Linked DNA regions of Homo sapiens: region 2 is linked to region 1. A link is an interaction called in ENCODE POLR2A ChIA-PET data of the cell type or tissue named here. Cell type or tissue: MCF 10A. All regions are shown on one strand. Links, peaks and the distances in the headings refer to the core of each region. The heading gives the core; the rest is flanking DNA.

Region 1 (7,903 bases), core at 1,658-5,657:
AAATAACAGCAATTTGCTTCCTTTAATAAGAATGTATTCTCTCTTCAATATTTTCCTTCACTCTTCTGGAGAAATACTGGTTAAATGAACGTTTAAAAGTGAGTGGAGGCTTCTCTGCCCAGACTGAAGTGTTAGCAAACAGGCTCTGCTTTCTCTGTCGAGTCCTCCCCTGTGGTTTCAAGTCCTACGTTCTCCAAAGGAAGCGGTGGAGCTAACAGAGAGCCATTGCAGCAAGACCATGATAATGACGTGAGAACATGAGAGAGGGACAAGCATACCAAGGTGTTCAGACGGAGCCTTGGTGATGATTTTTTAATGGACATTCTGCCAAGTTCCAGCAAACAACTGTGGGCTTTCTTTGGTTGTCACCTCAACTACATAATCACAGTTCTATGTAATCAGGTATCCTGTAATCACCTGTCTTGTTGTGCCAAAAATAAAAGGGTTTGCATTACCTTTGATTCACTGGGAAACTAAAAGCAGCAGATCCCAGGGACAGAATCTGTAAAATATACCTTCCTCATATGAAATTAAAATTGTTGGGAAGATATGTTTTCAAACAGCTCAACAAAAAAATCTGAGGCATCAAGAAGGATTAAATAAATGTTGAGGTAAGAGAGATCTGAAACTCCTGGCGGGGCTGTCTTAACCCTCAGGCCTCAATTTCCCTATCAATAAAAGTAAGAAGAATGATGATATTGCTTCCCAATAGTCCTTTTCAAAGGCATTTTTTATTATGCATGTTTCCTGAGGAATACTTTTTGAAAATATTTTTCAACAAAAGAATTGCTTATAAAATAATAATTCACAGGTTTTCTCATTTTTTTTTATTCAAAGACTTATATAACTGCTAATCAGAGCTTCCAATCAGCAAAAGATGGACAAGGTTGGCACACAAAGCTGACAAAATACTTACCAAAGGCAAATAAGCTTAATATGGTTAGCTTGCATGATCTTATCATAGGAAAATATATGGTTTCTACTAAATTCTTAGAAAAACTGAAAGTAGCTTATGGACTCCTTTTGCTATCTGGCAGACCCTGAAGTTAGAAGACTTTGGGATAGTAATTATCATGTTTCTCCTTCACTGGTGATTTCTGCAGTTCTATTATTCTTCTATTCTTACCGAATTGGATAAGAGAAATAGAGACTTAAAGAAAACTTCACAATAGAAAATGAATCTAAAGAAATATATTAAACCATGCCCTTCTTCTAATGGCCAGAATAATAATCTTTATTATCAATTGGCAACCAATCATTTGTTTTTGTAGATATTTTAATGTTATAAAATAGCAATTTTCCTCAGAGTTTTAATAAGCATTGTTGTACCCACTTCCTTTATCTACCAAACGACAGCTTCAAAAGAAACTTTAGCTTCCGGAGTTTCACCGTTGACTGGTCCTTGACATCATAACCAGTCATCAAAAACGATATGTCAAGAGGATATTCATGAGACAAACAGCTGAGTTCCCTTCAACCTGAGCTTTAAGATATAACTCTTACCTGCTGGGGGCTTATCAGTCGAGACGAGTAGGATGTACTTCGTTGATCAAAAACCTCCCACACTGTTGACCCACCCTTTCTCATCTTCAGTCACTCCAATAATTAAAGATGAAATCCAAACTTGCTTTGTCAATCAAGGCTCTAAAGTCTAGCTTCAATCTATGTCTTTAATCATATCCCCTTCTCAGTTCAGTTCAACTGAACAAATATTCACAAGTCCCTTCTGTGTGCCAGATACTTGAATGAGTAAGATACGAAGATAAATAAAACACTAATACTATCCCTGCCCAAAAGAAGCTCATGGCCTCTTGTGTAAGGAGGAAGGCATTGACATGGATTTAACAGAAAACACACTAGTCCTGCCTTCTTGGGTTGTTGTGAGGATTAAATGAAATAACAGATAGAAAGGGCTCAACGTGGCATTAGGCACAGAGTGACATCTGGCTAAAATGGTGTAATGGGATGTGACAGGTCTCTCATGTGTACCTTCCATTTCCCTGCTACTCCCCCACTCACACATCCTCACACACACCCTCTCCACCATGAGACCAGCAGCCCATTGCCCCATCTTCCAAACAGATCCAACCACACAGTACATTGACAAGTCATTTTGATCCTACTGAAAATTTCAGGAAGGTTTGAGGAAGAGGATTTAGAGACAAATGTAATAAAATTCTCCATTAGACATTTCTGTATTTCCTTGGAACTTTTCCCCTCCAAGTTCTGCCACTCATCTCTCTACTCTCCCCAGACAAATCCATTCCACTGGGCTGAGCTCCAGCCTTTCTCACTCAGGGAGAAAAAGCAGCCTAAGAGTTTAGGGCCTGTGTCCTCTTAGAAATCACTTGAATTTCTATGTATTATCCAAGCATGCCCCATTGCTGTTGTTCTAGAAGTGTGTGGAGTGTTTGGTAGAGGGGCTCTCTCCCTATGATGGTTAATACTAAGTGTCAACTGATTGGATTGGAGGATGCAAAGTATTGTTTCTGGGTGTGTCTGTGAGGGTGTTGCCAGAAAAGATTAACGTCTGAGTCAGTGGACTGGAAGAGGCAGACCCACACTCAGTCTGTGTGGGCACCATCCAGTTGGCTGCCAGCAAGGCTAGAAAAAGCAAGCAGAAGAAGGTGGAATGAGCTGACTTACTGAATCTTCTGGCCTTCATCTTTCTCCTACTCTTTTCATCCAGGAAGTATGCTTCCTGCCCCTGAACATCAGAATCCGGTTCTTTGGCCTTTGAACTCTTGGATTTACACCAGCGGTTCGCCAGGGGCTCTTGGGCCTTTGCCCACAGACTGAAGGCTGCACTGTCGGCTTCCCTACTTTTTAGGTTTTGGGACTTGGACTGAGCCACTACTGCCTTCCTTGTTCCTCAGGTTGCAAATGGCCTATTGTGGAACTTCACTTTGTGATCATATAAGTCAATTCTCCTTAATAAACTCCCTTTCATATATACATATATCCTATTAGTTATGTCCCTCTAGAGAACCCTTATGAATACACTCCCTTACAAATTTTTCACACAACAAAAATCAGATCTGTGCTAGGCAACAGAGGCCAATATTGCCCTTCTAAGAAAATAAAATTTTTTTCCACACTTTTGGGATCAATAACAATAAGCACCTAATTTACTTGAACCTGAAAAATCTCACCAGACAATCTCTGTTATTAAATGTCACAGGGGCAGAGAAAGAGAGGGCCAATGGAAATTTTATTTTCCTGGATTTCAACACCTCAACTTTGCCTTTAATACTGCTTCCAAGATCAAGAGCCCAGTTTTTCCAGCTTGCCCAGAACTTCACTTTCTGTGCTATCCTTGTCCCTCAGATACTCCCTGGATACATCCCCAATCTCCATGGACGTCACTCCACTCCCCATGGTTTGCTGGTACAAACAAGTAGAACCATGTTGCTTAGAGCAGAAAAGGGCATAGTCTTCTTAAAGACATTCTTTTATTTCTCTTGTTCTATATGATCTCCCCTTCCATTGCATGGAATCATAAAGTTACACCAGTAATACATGTAACTCTTGGCAACACCTTCCTCTGCAAGTACCCCCATCTCCATGGGTCCAACCATAAAGCTCTTGGTTCCCTTCACAACTTCCTCAGTAGGGAAAGGATTAATCCATCATGAACACCACGCTGAATATTGTGGTTTTGTTTCATGGAATTACTCAATATAGCTGTATTTCTTCTTTTAGTATTGAATCATTGAAATATTATGCAATAGCACAATAACTAGTAAGGTGTCATTTTACACTTGACTAGATTTTGTGATTGCTATATTCATAATAGGAAAGGTCACTTTGCTGTGACTTCACATGCTTCTCACTCCCGGATGAACCTCCCTCCATTTGGACTCCAACTCCCTCGACAGGAAGACCTAAAGAGAGTTAATATATTCTGCCATAGAAACACACATTCTCATTTGGAAGCCTCAGAAGGACAGAATGTGGTCACCACTGTCCCTGGGAGTCTTTGCAAACACAATTATCCTAAAGAGACAGCTTGCTTTTTTCTAAACCACATGGATTCATGTTCCAGCACCTAGAACCTCGCAGGAGCTGTGCCATCTCATCTCCTGGAAAGTTCTGCTAAAACCCAAACAGTGAAGAGCAGTTTCCCACATGTCTGGCAGCTCAAAGATCCATGTCTGCTCCACACAGCTGTTTACTTGGCACCCAGGCAGAGTTGGTTCCTCTTTTTCTCATTCTATCAAGATGTTCCTTGTTTCTGCTAATGACTATTAATAATAATATTTACACAAACAAGCTCTTCATTGTGCCAAAAGATCTCAAAATGCTTCAGAACTAGTCTGCCACAAATTCAGGGCCAGATTCGTGGAGTGGAGCATCCAGAGTGGTCTCTGAGACCAGCTAACTGATTGTTGAGAGAGCACAGCAGAAGGAACACTTCCTGTCCATAGGACAGTGCGCATGGACCAGCTGCCGTCTGGAAAGGAGCACTGACTGGGACACTCTAGGGGATGGGCACTAACTAAACTGTGCACAAACTAACATGGTATGCTCACATATAACTCTGCCATAATAAAGACGCTCATGTTTCCATTTGTTGCCTTTGGGTTGCCAATTTTCTTCTCTACCTTTTTTGGAAAATTACATTCTGATTTTCTTTTGCGGAATGGGCTCCACCTCATTGAATACAGTTGGATGGAACAGTTACCCAAGGTGCCTTGTGCTCTCTAGACAAGGAGCAGGCAGGTGACCCAATATAGGTCAGAAGCCCAACCCTTTCCTAGAAGTAGAATCGGATGAGAGTGATGGAGACAAGAAAGCTTGTTGAAGCTGATGAATTCCAGCAGCAAAGCCTGACAGTACTCATATAGTTCTACTACCGAGACTCTTCAGAGTCACTTGTTTTCTCTTCTTTCTTCGTCTGGTTCTTTAGTCATCGATATTGCTTTGTTCCATGTTGCTTTATTTTTTTTTATTTGTTTAATATTGTGACCTTCCCACAGCTTTCCTATAATTTGTTTGTGCTTAGCTTAACCAGAGTACACTTCAGTTACTTGCATCAGGGTGCTCTAACTGATGTACGGGATTTAAGTGTTTTGTGAAACACTTGGGAGATCTTTTACTCTTACTTATGCTGGACTATATTGATAGACTACAGCAGGCAGTTAAACGTTAGGATGAATGTGCAGCTGGTAGAAGAGAAAGTGGAGCAGTGTCAGAAGGATAGGGTCACCTGTGCTAGATGCCTAAGAGTTGGGGATGTTGACTGATATCACCAAACCTACAAATGTTCTACAACTGTGGAGAAATTTACTGGGGTTTCCTTGTCCTGTAGGCACGTGCTAAATCACAAGAAAAATTAGAGATCAAAAATGAATGTTTAGTTTCTTTGGAATACAGGTGAACTCTAACCCAGCATGTGAACAACTCTGGCTTAAGACTGTGGAGACAAAGGGCTGAGGCAATCATGTAAGGCACTGATGTCCATGGATGTAAGATGTTTTCCCATGTGGCCTGTTCATGCCCCCACACCACAGACTGTCCCTGCAGCAATGGCCTAGGACTGTACTCATCAGCCACTGTGGACGAGGAAATTCCAAACAGCGGACCCTCATGCTCATTAAAGTGCTAAGAAGAAAGCTGACGGATTACAGGTGTGCAGACAGTAAACGCTCCGTAAACCAAAAATGCTAGTGCTACAAACAACTAACATTACTCTATACAAGGAATTTTGTCTCTTCATCAGATGAAAAGGATGAAGGTGGAATTGGAGGTTAGTTTCACTGAAAATAGATAACTTAATTGCCGCCATGACTCTTGCATAGATTGACTAGAAGAAATAAGTTTCCAAGTCCAAAATTTTTACTTCATTCTAAGTATGGTCCAAATGCGTCATATGCTGGCCATAACTCAACACATTTTAATTAATGGATAAGACCAATCAACAGCTGATATAGGTAGGATATTAAACTGCTGGGAAAGTCTTAGCAAAATGCCACAGGCTGTGTGGCTAAAACAACAGAAATATTTTCTCACAGTTTGGAAGCCCAAGATCAAGGTGTCAGCAAATTTGGTTTCTCCCGAGGCCTCTCTCCTTGGCTTAATGGATAGCCACCTTCTCATTCTGACCTCACACAGACTTTCCTCTGTGTGTATGCATCTCTGGTATCTCTCTGTATGATCTAATCTCCTCTTTTTAAAACAATGTTAATGTTTTTTAATTTTCAGTGTTAATATTTATTATTATGTGTTGAACCGATATATTATTACATTATTTCTCTATTTCTCTACCTATTATTTTTGACTTGCTTATCATAACATCATAAATTTTTAAAATTAATTTTTGGCATACAAAAAGCTGTAAATAATTAATATACAACTTGATAAATTTGGAGCTAAGTATACGTTTATCTTATGAACCCAACACCACAATGTATCCATAAACCTATCCATCATCTCCAAAAGTTTCCTCCTACCTCTTATTTATTTATTTATTTATTTTTGAGAATGATCTAGTTCTGTAATCCCAGCACTTTGGGAGGCTGAGGCGGGCCGATCACGTGAGGTCAGGAGTTGAAGATCAGCCTGGCCTATAGGGAGAAACCCCGTCTCTACTAAAAATACAAAAATTAGCCAGGCGTGGTGGTGGGCGTCTGTAATCCCAGCTACTTGGGAGGCCGAGGCAGGAAAATCACTTGAACCTGGGAGGCAGAGATTGCAGTGAGCTGAGATTGTACCACTACCTCTTATTTATTATTATCATTATTTTATGTGTGATAAGAACACTTAACATAAGATCTACCCCCTTAGCAAATTTTTAAGTATACAATACAGTATGATTAACTATAGGTATATTGCTGTACAATAGATCTTTAGAACATATTTGTCTTGTGTAATTGAAGTTCTGTACCCCTAGACTGTATCTCCCCCAACTCCAGCCCCTGGAAGCTATCATTCCATTCCCTGCTTCTATGAATTTGACTATTTTGGATTCATCATATTAGTGGTATCATATAATATTTGTCCTCCTGTGTCTGGCTTGCTTCACTGAGCATAACATCCTTCAGATTAATCTATGTTGTCTCAAGTGGCAGGATTTCCCTCTGTTTTAAGGCTAAAAAATATTCCATTGTGAATGTACCACATTTTCTTTATCCGTTCATCTCTTGATGAACATTTAGGTTGCTCCCGTGTCTTAGCTATTGTGATTCATGCTGCAATGCACATGGGAGGACAGATATCTCTTCAAGATCCTAATTTCAATTCTTTTAGATATATATCCAGAAGTGGGATCAACAGATCATACGGTAGTTCTATTTTTAGTTTTTGAGGAAGACTCACAGTAGCTGCACCAATTTACCTTCTCACTACAGTGTACACAGATTCCCTTTTCTCCAGACCCTCATCAACAACAAATAAGGAGATCAAATCAGTAATTTAAAAAAAAAAAAACCTTCCAACAAAGCAAAGCCCAGGACCAGATGGTTTTACAGGTGAATTCTACCAAACATTTAAGGAAGAATTAATACGAATCATCCCAAAACTCTTCCAAAAATAGAAGAAGGAACACTTCCAAACTTTTTCTATGAGGCCAGCATCACCCTGATACCAAAGCCAAAAATACCACAGGAAAAGAAAACCACAGGCCAAGATCCCCAATAAACAGGGATAAAAAAATCCTAAAGAAAACCTTAAAACTGAATTCAACAGCATATTTAATACAAATTATATGCCATGATCCAGTGGGATTTATCCCTGGGATGCAAGGATGATTCAACATATGCAAATCAATGAATGTGGTATACGACATAATAGAATGAAGGATAAAAATTACATTATTATCTCAGTAGATGCATAAAAATCATTCGACCAAATTTAACTCCCTTTTAAAAATACTCAACAAATTAGATATAGAAGGAATCTAGCT
Region 2 (7,903 bases), core at 2,166-6,165, 60 kb before region 1:
GATTTGGAGAGTTAGGCATCCCTTTCCAGATAGAGTGGTCAGTCGCAGCTTCACAAAGACGGTTCTCCCACTTTAAAGGAGCAAAGCCACCTTCTTCTGAGAAGGTCACCGTTTTCTGCTGGGAATGAAATTTCAGGAGGGACTTTCCTGAAATGGTAAAGGAGAAAGGAGCAGCCCAGTCTGGACAGTCAGAACAACTGAATAAACCCTGGTTATCAGTGGGGAAAGAGGCTGTCACCAGGTCATTTTCACATCTTACAAAGGAATCTTCAAGGAAGAGCAGAGAGATAGCAGATAAGAAAGCATGCAAAGGTGGAGAGCATAACTTGAGGAAAAATGAAGAAGAAGAAAGCAGGCGACTATCACCAGGTAGAAGGAAGAGGCCAGGAGGGTGATGTGGAAGACGATGGGTTACAGAAGACAGATAAAGCCACAGTAATTATCACAGAGCAGGGTAGGCAAACTATACCCAGTTCCAAACCAGCACAATACCTCTTTATATATTAAAGGTTTATGTAAATGCAGCCACACTCACTTGCTCATGTGTTGTTTATAGATAGCTATTTCATACTACAACATCAGGGTAGTGTGTCCCGCAAAGCCTAGCATGCGGCCTTCTCCTTTACACACACATACACACACACACACACACACACACACACACACACACACTGACTTCTAATATAGATGAGGATCTAAGTATTTTGGAAATCTTGTAAAATATTACTCCATATTAAGAAATTAAAACAAACAGAGGAACTACATGATAGATCATGAGTAATCAAGAAAATTACCCATTTTGGGAGCTAGGAATTCTTTTTGCATCCAGAGAATAACAATAGAAACCCAAACTAAACTTTATTCTTTCTGTGAATATGTTCAAGGAATTAGGAAAAAATATGCAGTCACCAACACCTGTCAGTGTTGTAGAACGAGGCAGTCAACACATAAAAAGATATCTACAGTTATGAATTACTTTGGTGGACAAGAGAAGCAAACAAATGTTATGTGAACATCTCCACTTACAATTTTCAGTCATTCAAGCGTATCCCCTATAAATATTGCCACACCAAACTGACCTAACAAGCATTATTCTCTAGAGAGAACACTGTTTTGATGGAAGAGATAGCAATTGTTTGCACAAAAATCACCTTGTACAACAGAAAAAAAAAGGTTTTTTAATCTCTGCCAAGTGCAAAGCTGTTCACTTGCTTCTAATTATAAGTGGTGTGAGAAAAGGGAAAGGGACCTAGGTAGAGAAGGAGATGAAGGAGAAACATTCTAAATAGGTGTTTTGCTTAAAATTGAAGGCTATCCTAACATAAATAAGAAATTGGAGTAAAAGTGACATTTCTTAAATATCTATACATTTTCATGTCCTTTACCCGCCCCATACACACAAGCACGTATAAATACTTATTTGAATTCTGATATCAGAATGACTGATAAATTCTCAATTATTGAAGCAAACCATGGAAAGGAAGTCTATGGAATTACTAACACTGGAGTTAATTTATACTGACACTGGAATTAATTTACACAGACACATAACAAAATTAATCATTCCAATTTTAATTAATGTTCTTCTTTTACTCTCCTCTACTAAATGAAATCTACATGGTAGAAAAAGTGGAGCTAGTATCAAACTAATTAGTAACTCTGAAGGTTACTTTAAGTTTTCACTTTTATGTTAAAATATGACCCCATTAAGTTTCAATTTAGATAGTTCCTTTCCATTTAATATGAATTGCCTTACTTCTTTAAAACATTATATTTCCTTGGTGGTCAAGAAAATAAATATATCTTGGAGTGCAAATGAATCCCTCAATTGTCATGAGTGGAATTGGAAAGCCTGCCTCTAATCATCCAACAAAGTTTTTTAAAGGGGTTGGGTTGGAGACCATAACTCAGTGGGATAAAGACTTCATTCGAGCATGAATTGCTCTCAAAATCATCCAACTTTATACTATATTCGCAGTTTAAAATGCCAAACCATATCATCGCTCAGTTGATCTTGGAAAGTTTCAAAAACCGCAGGCCAGAGCCCAAAGATAAATTGGTCAGTGAATTCACTACTTCCAGAAAGAGAGAAACTTTTGAAAGAAAAGAGGCCATAGTGGCTCTAGCAGCGCAATCGATTAGCGTACAGTACTTATAAGAAAAGAGGCCATAAACATTTGTTTGCCTTACGAATAAAGTACAGCATTCCCTCTCCTTGATCAAGGTAGCTTTGGCTACTAGTTTGGGAGGTGGGATAGTCTACAAATGAGTAAGAAAGGCCAGAGTTAATCTACAAAGACACGAACTTTCACTCCACCTCTTGCATTTTTAAAAAGAAACGAGTAAGTCTCTGGCCTCACAGGGAAGACATGGGCAGGGATAAGAGGAGACAGGCATTACCAGGCATCTCAGAGAGCATTACCAAGTGGGCTGCAGCATGGGTGCTAGTATTGGTCAAACCAGCATCATCATCAAGGCTCCACTACTAAACACCTTGACTTTGGCTACCTTCTTTCCTAAACCTGTTTCCTCACAGTAACACAGCAATAGCATTAGTAATGACCTCAAGAATATTGTAAAGATATTACCACTAATTATTGTTACTATTTAAAATACATCACTTAATTTGAAAAGTGGTTTATTCAACACCCCGCTACTATCACCACCAAGAACTCTTAGATTCTGCTTTACCTTTGTTGTCAAATAACCAAAAGGATGAGAAAAAAATGATTTAAGTTTTTTCTTACTATAGAGAACAAGTTCTCAAACTTCATAGAGCCTCAGAATCTCTGGGAAAGCTTGTTAAAGCACAGATTGCTGGGCTGCACTCCCAGAGTTTCAGATTTAGTAAGCTAGCGGGAGGGGCCAAGAATTTGCATTTATTACAAGTTTCCAAGTGACAGATGCTGAAGAACTGAGGACCAATTAGAGAACCACTGCTGTAGAAGAAGTTTATAGTCATTGGTTGGAAGCCTTTGGTTGAGAGGGAAAAGAGACTGAGACTCACAAATTCCTGGAGGAAACGAGTAAGGGAAAAACACAGAGAGAGGAATGCCCACCTTGCCCTTTACAGCCACAGACAAGAAGACAAAGCCGAACCCCCCGTGTCAATCAACACTAATGCGGTGGGAGCCTGAGAGCCTCAATGTTGGCTATGTAGAGATTTCAAACTCTGCTGTGGAAAGGAAATATGTTAGACATCTAGGGGGTTATGACTAGATTTAGGAATAGGGGATGGAAAGAAAAAAATTTCACAATAAACCTTTTAAATGATGATCTCTTAAGCTCCATTTTCTAATATATTCAAAGAGAAGGTCATGTTCAGAGCAGCGATGAAATTTAAGTCACTAATCCTTCACTGAATTATTTCAAGACATTGAAATTTTATTTTAATTAGATGGCTTAAGTCATTTACAATGTAATTCTGGACTACTTTTACAACTTGCTTTTGGTAGCATTAATTTGTAACACTCATGTATAAACTACATGTAAGAGTACACATAAATACTCACAAGACAGAGGCGTAAAAGATAATGATTTTATTGTAATCCAATTCAACCTATATTCCTGGCACTATTATACTCATAAAATATGCATTGAAAACTCTAGGTGGGAGTTCTATTTTCATCTATATCTAAATAGTCCAACAAGGCAAGACTGAACCATTAGGCCTGCTGGAAAGTATGTCACCTGGCAACAGCCCAAAGCCATTCAACTCTGAAAGTGTTATTAGAAGAAAGAAAAGTCAATGTAGGTAAAACGTCACATTTTCATTATTACAGATGCAAACAGATACATTGCTAATTATTTTCCAAAATCACTTCATCCTGGCAATATCATGAAAATAAAAATGAAGAATAAATATCAAATTCCATTCCCGAAGCTTAGTATTTCCAGACGTGTTTTACAAATAAAATGAATCCCCTGAGACATTCTGTGAATAAAGGATTTATGGTCAAAAAAAAAACTTGGATATCAGTGAATGTGACATCCTCTTCTTAGAACTTCTCTATTACTGAGAAGTCATACAGTACAGAAATCTACTTAGCTTTGTGTAACTCAGAGGTTCCCAAACCAAGTAAGCAAAACATCTTGTTTTCATGTCCATGGTGTATCTCTCCTGGATATAGAGTTCTGGGTTGACAGATTGCTCTTTTCTTTCACCACTTAAAACAAGTCATTCCCATTGCCTCCTCCTTTCCATTATTTCTGATAAGTTAGTGAATATTCATCATTGCTGTGTATATAATGGACTGTTTTTCTCACTGTTGTCATGATTACCTCATTGCTTTGACTTTCAGCATTTTGACTATGATTTGCCTAAAAAACAAAAGTGTAGTTTTCTTTAGATGTCTCCCACTTATGGTTTGCAAAGGTTCTTGAATCAAGTTAATATTTTTCACCAAATTTGGGAAATTTTTATCCATTATTTGTTAAAATATTGTTTCATGTGCCAGTCTTTTTCTTGTCTCTTTCTGGGACTGCAATCACATGTATCTTATATTGCTTGATGTGTCCCATATGGGGCTCTGTTAATTCTTTTTATTTCTTCTACATTGTTCAACTGGAGTAATATCTATTGATCCATTTTCACATTCACTGGCCTTTTCTTCTTTCTTCTTCAATTTGCTGTCAGGCCCATATTGCAAAATTTTCTATTTTAGATATTTTACTTTTCAATTCCAGAGTTTCTATCTGGCCCTTTTGTAAACTTTTCATTACTCATTTGAGATTTTCCATTTGTTCACTCCTTATGACAAAATCCTTAGTTCCTCTAACAAATTAATAGTAGCTGTTTTAAAGCATTTGCTATTCCCACAGCTGTGTCTTCTTAGGGTCTATTTTTATTGACTCCTTTTTCTCTTGTTTATGTTTCATTTTCCTGCCAGAATTTTTTTAGTTTACACTGACCATAGTGGATGACACATTTTAGGACTCTGTATTCTGTTCTCATTCTGCAATAACAGGACTATTGATTTGTGTTTTAAAAAGCAGTTAAATTACTGGCTAATCACCTTTAACATGTGGAGGCTTGACTTTTACAGTTTGGTAGGCTAGGTCTGTTTCCATTTTGCCCTCAGTCCAACAGAAAAATTTATTTTACCCAGAAAAGCCTATAAAACACTATTAACCTAGCCACAGAAATCTGATTGTTGCACAAATAAAACAGAATGAAAAAGTATTCTTTATGAGAGCACAGGTTTTTAAGAGGTCCAATTCTTTCTTTATAATTCTGAAAGCTACTCAAACTATATCCTTTCCTGAAAAGTTAGTGAGTTATTAGGTAGTACAAATTCTCAGCATTGTAAATCAAGCTTTATTTTCCCCCATATGGTCAGAAAAGTTATAATAATCAACCTAGATCACCAAATAAGAAGCAAAGCACCTAACCACTTCTCTGCTGAAGTTAAAATAGAATCTTTTCATTTTTTCACCTGCTTTCTTACAAAAGTTACCTTTTTTCAAAACTCACATATAACAAAATGCTTACATATAATACAGAACTGTCTTGCTCCCATCTTCACCACTTTTGACAAATTCATAAACCTCTATAAGTACCCTTTTTCTCCCTTGTAAAATACTAGTAACTAGTAACTAGTAACACAGTACCTCTTAAGCACAGCATCAGGTACAGAGCTATCACTCAGTAAATCAGTGTTTTTGTTTTTGTTTTTGTTTTTGTTTTTGTTTTTGAGATGGGATCTCACTACATCATTATTTCACCCAGGCTTTTCTCAAGCTCCTGAAACTCAAATGATCCTCTGGCCTTGGCCTTCCAAGTAGCTGAGATTACAGGTGGGAGCCACCATGCCTGGCTAGTAAATAGCTATTTTTAAAGTCAGAGACCTCTACCTCTAGATCATGAGGTGGAAAAATATTTAATCCAACAACTAAAATAGAGTTTTCCTGTTCTGCCTAATTAGAGGCCAGCTAAAATCAAAACTCACAGCACTTGCTATGACTCAGCTCACTCCATATAATAAGAACTGCATGTCCACAAGCTAAAATATAGCTTAGTTATAGGTCCAAAAGAAAAACCCGTGATTCTACACCCACCCTATCCCACTGCCACCTGAAATATGCTGCTTCGACTGGTAAAACTGGCTGACTCCATATCTGGCCTCATGCTCCACTCAGCTGCCTACACTAGGAACCTCAGGACTCTCCTCTACATTTCCCGTCCTCTCTAATCAGCTGTCAACCCATTCTGCCTCTTCACCCTCACTCAAAACCTCTGCCACCTCCTCAACCCCAAAGTCACTGCTTTAGATGACATCTTCATCCCCTTTTGCCTGTACCATTTCCAACAGCCTCCTTAAAACATTTCCCTGCTTGCAATACATTTTCTATACCACCAACAGAATCATCTTAAAACCAATCTGAGTCATTTGTTACCTATAAGCTCCCAATAGTTTCCCAGTGCCTAGAAAATGAAGTCCATGCTCAGTAACATCCTATAAAATGTTGTGCTATAGCCCAGTTGTGCTTCCATACTCTTTCACTCTAGTCCTTCTCCAACCCTTCAGCCTCATGTGATGTGCTCACTCTTGTCTGGAACAGCCTGAGTTCACAGCTCTGTGAAGATTCTTCCCTATGCCTAGGGTAATCTTCTCTACCTACCAAATGCCTATTCATCCTTATATTAGTCCATTCTCACGTTGCTGATAAAGATATACCCAAGACTGGGCAATGTACAAAAGAAAGAGGTTTAATGGACTAACAGTTCCACATGGCTGGGGAGGCCTCACAATCATGGTGGAAGGCAAGGAGAAGCAAGTCACATCTTACATGGATGGCAGCAGGCAGAGAGAGCTTATGCAGGGAAAGTACCATTTTTAAAGCCATCAGATCTCGTGAGATTTATTCACTATCATGAGAACAGCATGGGAAAGACTCACTCCCATGATTCAATTACTTCCCACTAGGTTCCTCCTACCACACATGGGAATTGTGGGAGTTACAATTCAAGATGAGATTTGGGTGGGGACAGAGCCAAACCATATCAATCCTTAAACAGGTTACATCGTCTTCTTTGTGAAGGGTTCCTTTCTAGGGCAAGGTTTATAATTCCCCACTCTGCTTTTATTATAGCACTGATTCTGCTGTACTGTAATTACTTATCCATAGGTCTATTGCGTCCTCAAGACTGCGCACTCCCAGAAGACAATGACAATGCCTGGTATAGTACCTGGCTCAGAGTAGGTGCTCAAGAAACATTTGTTGAATTAATAAATGAATATCACCTTTAAAAAAATTTTCTGTAGCTAACATTCTACAGGTACGTGGCATTTGAATATGAAGCCCAAAGATGAAAAACAAGAATGAAACAAAGTATCTGCCTCACAGTAAATCCCACCACCCAAGGGAACTAATCAAATAAAACAATAAATAAGGAGGCTTAGTATTAATCTCAATCATCTTTATCTGTATTCCTCCAATACCAAGAGAAATGAAACTCATGTATTTTTACACAAAGTTACATCTACACCATTCAAAGCCCAATTTAGTAACTCTCAGCTTTTCCTAGCTCATACATTTTTGTTATAATGCTTTCTTTTCAGATCATCTAAGTTTTTTTAAAAAATCATCTTATCTTGGTTTTTGTCAAGCAAAGGTTAATATTGGATACTTTAATCACAAAACTCATGTTTGGCACTGGGTCTTGGCAGAAAGCCCCACGTGTAATTTCTCTGGGACTAAATTACTCATTTCTAATATAAACATAAGAATAAAGCAAAAACTAGCATTATGTAAACAAAATATGTTATTTTTTAGTTCTCAACTGAAAACTCATGCAACCTCATTTAACCACTATTTCAATGAGACATGGGATTTTAATGTGACACAAGACAAACCAGGATCCCTTGTTAAGCAGTCAGCATAGTCCAAAAGAACCCCATAC

What was found. ChIA-PET counts read pairs that join two places held together with the same protein. Peaks named below come from ENCODE experiments on the same cell type or tissue, not always from the same donor. Only the 100,000 strongest peaks of a DNase experiment are listed, where the experiment ranks them.
Region 2: POLR2A ChIA-PET joins it to region 1 with 7 read pairs; 2 of 35 experiments call an interaction of 5 or more read pairs at or near these places.

Annotation. Positions count from the first base shown.
Region 1 is chr2:229,297,293-229,305,195 of GRCh38, forward strand. No RefSeq gene overlaps it. Among named protein-coding and RNA genes, the nearest start is that of PID1, 30 kb to the left of the region's middle. In MCF 10A, for the core only: no CTCF peak of the experiment used is centred there; a DNase peak (open chromatin) is centred at 3,729.
Region 2 is chr2:229,236,354-229,244,256 of GRCh38, forward strand. The region is part of intron 1 of PID1 (phosphotyrosine interaction domain containing 1); the gene reads right to left. It also overlaps the pseudogene RN7SKP283. Among named protein-coding and RNA genes, the nearest start is that of PID1, 31 kb to the right of the region's middle. In MCF 10A, for the core only: no CTCF peak of the experiment used is centred there; no DNase peak of the experiment used is centred there.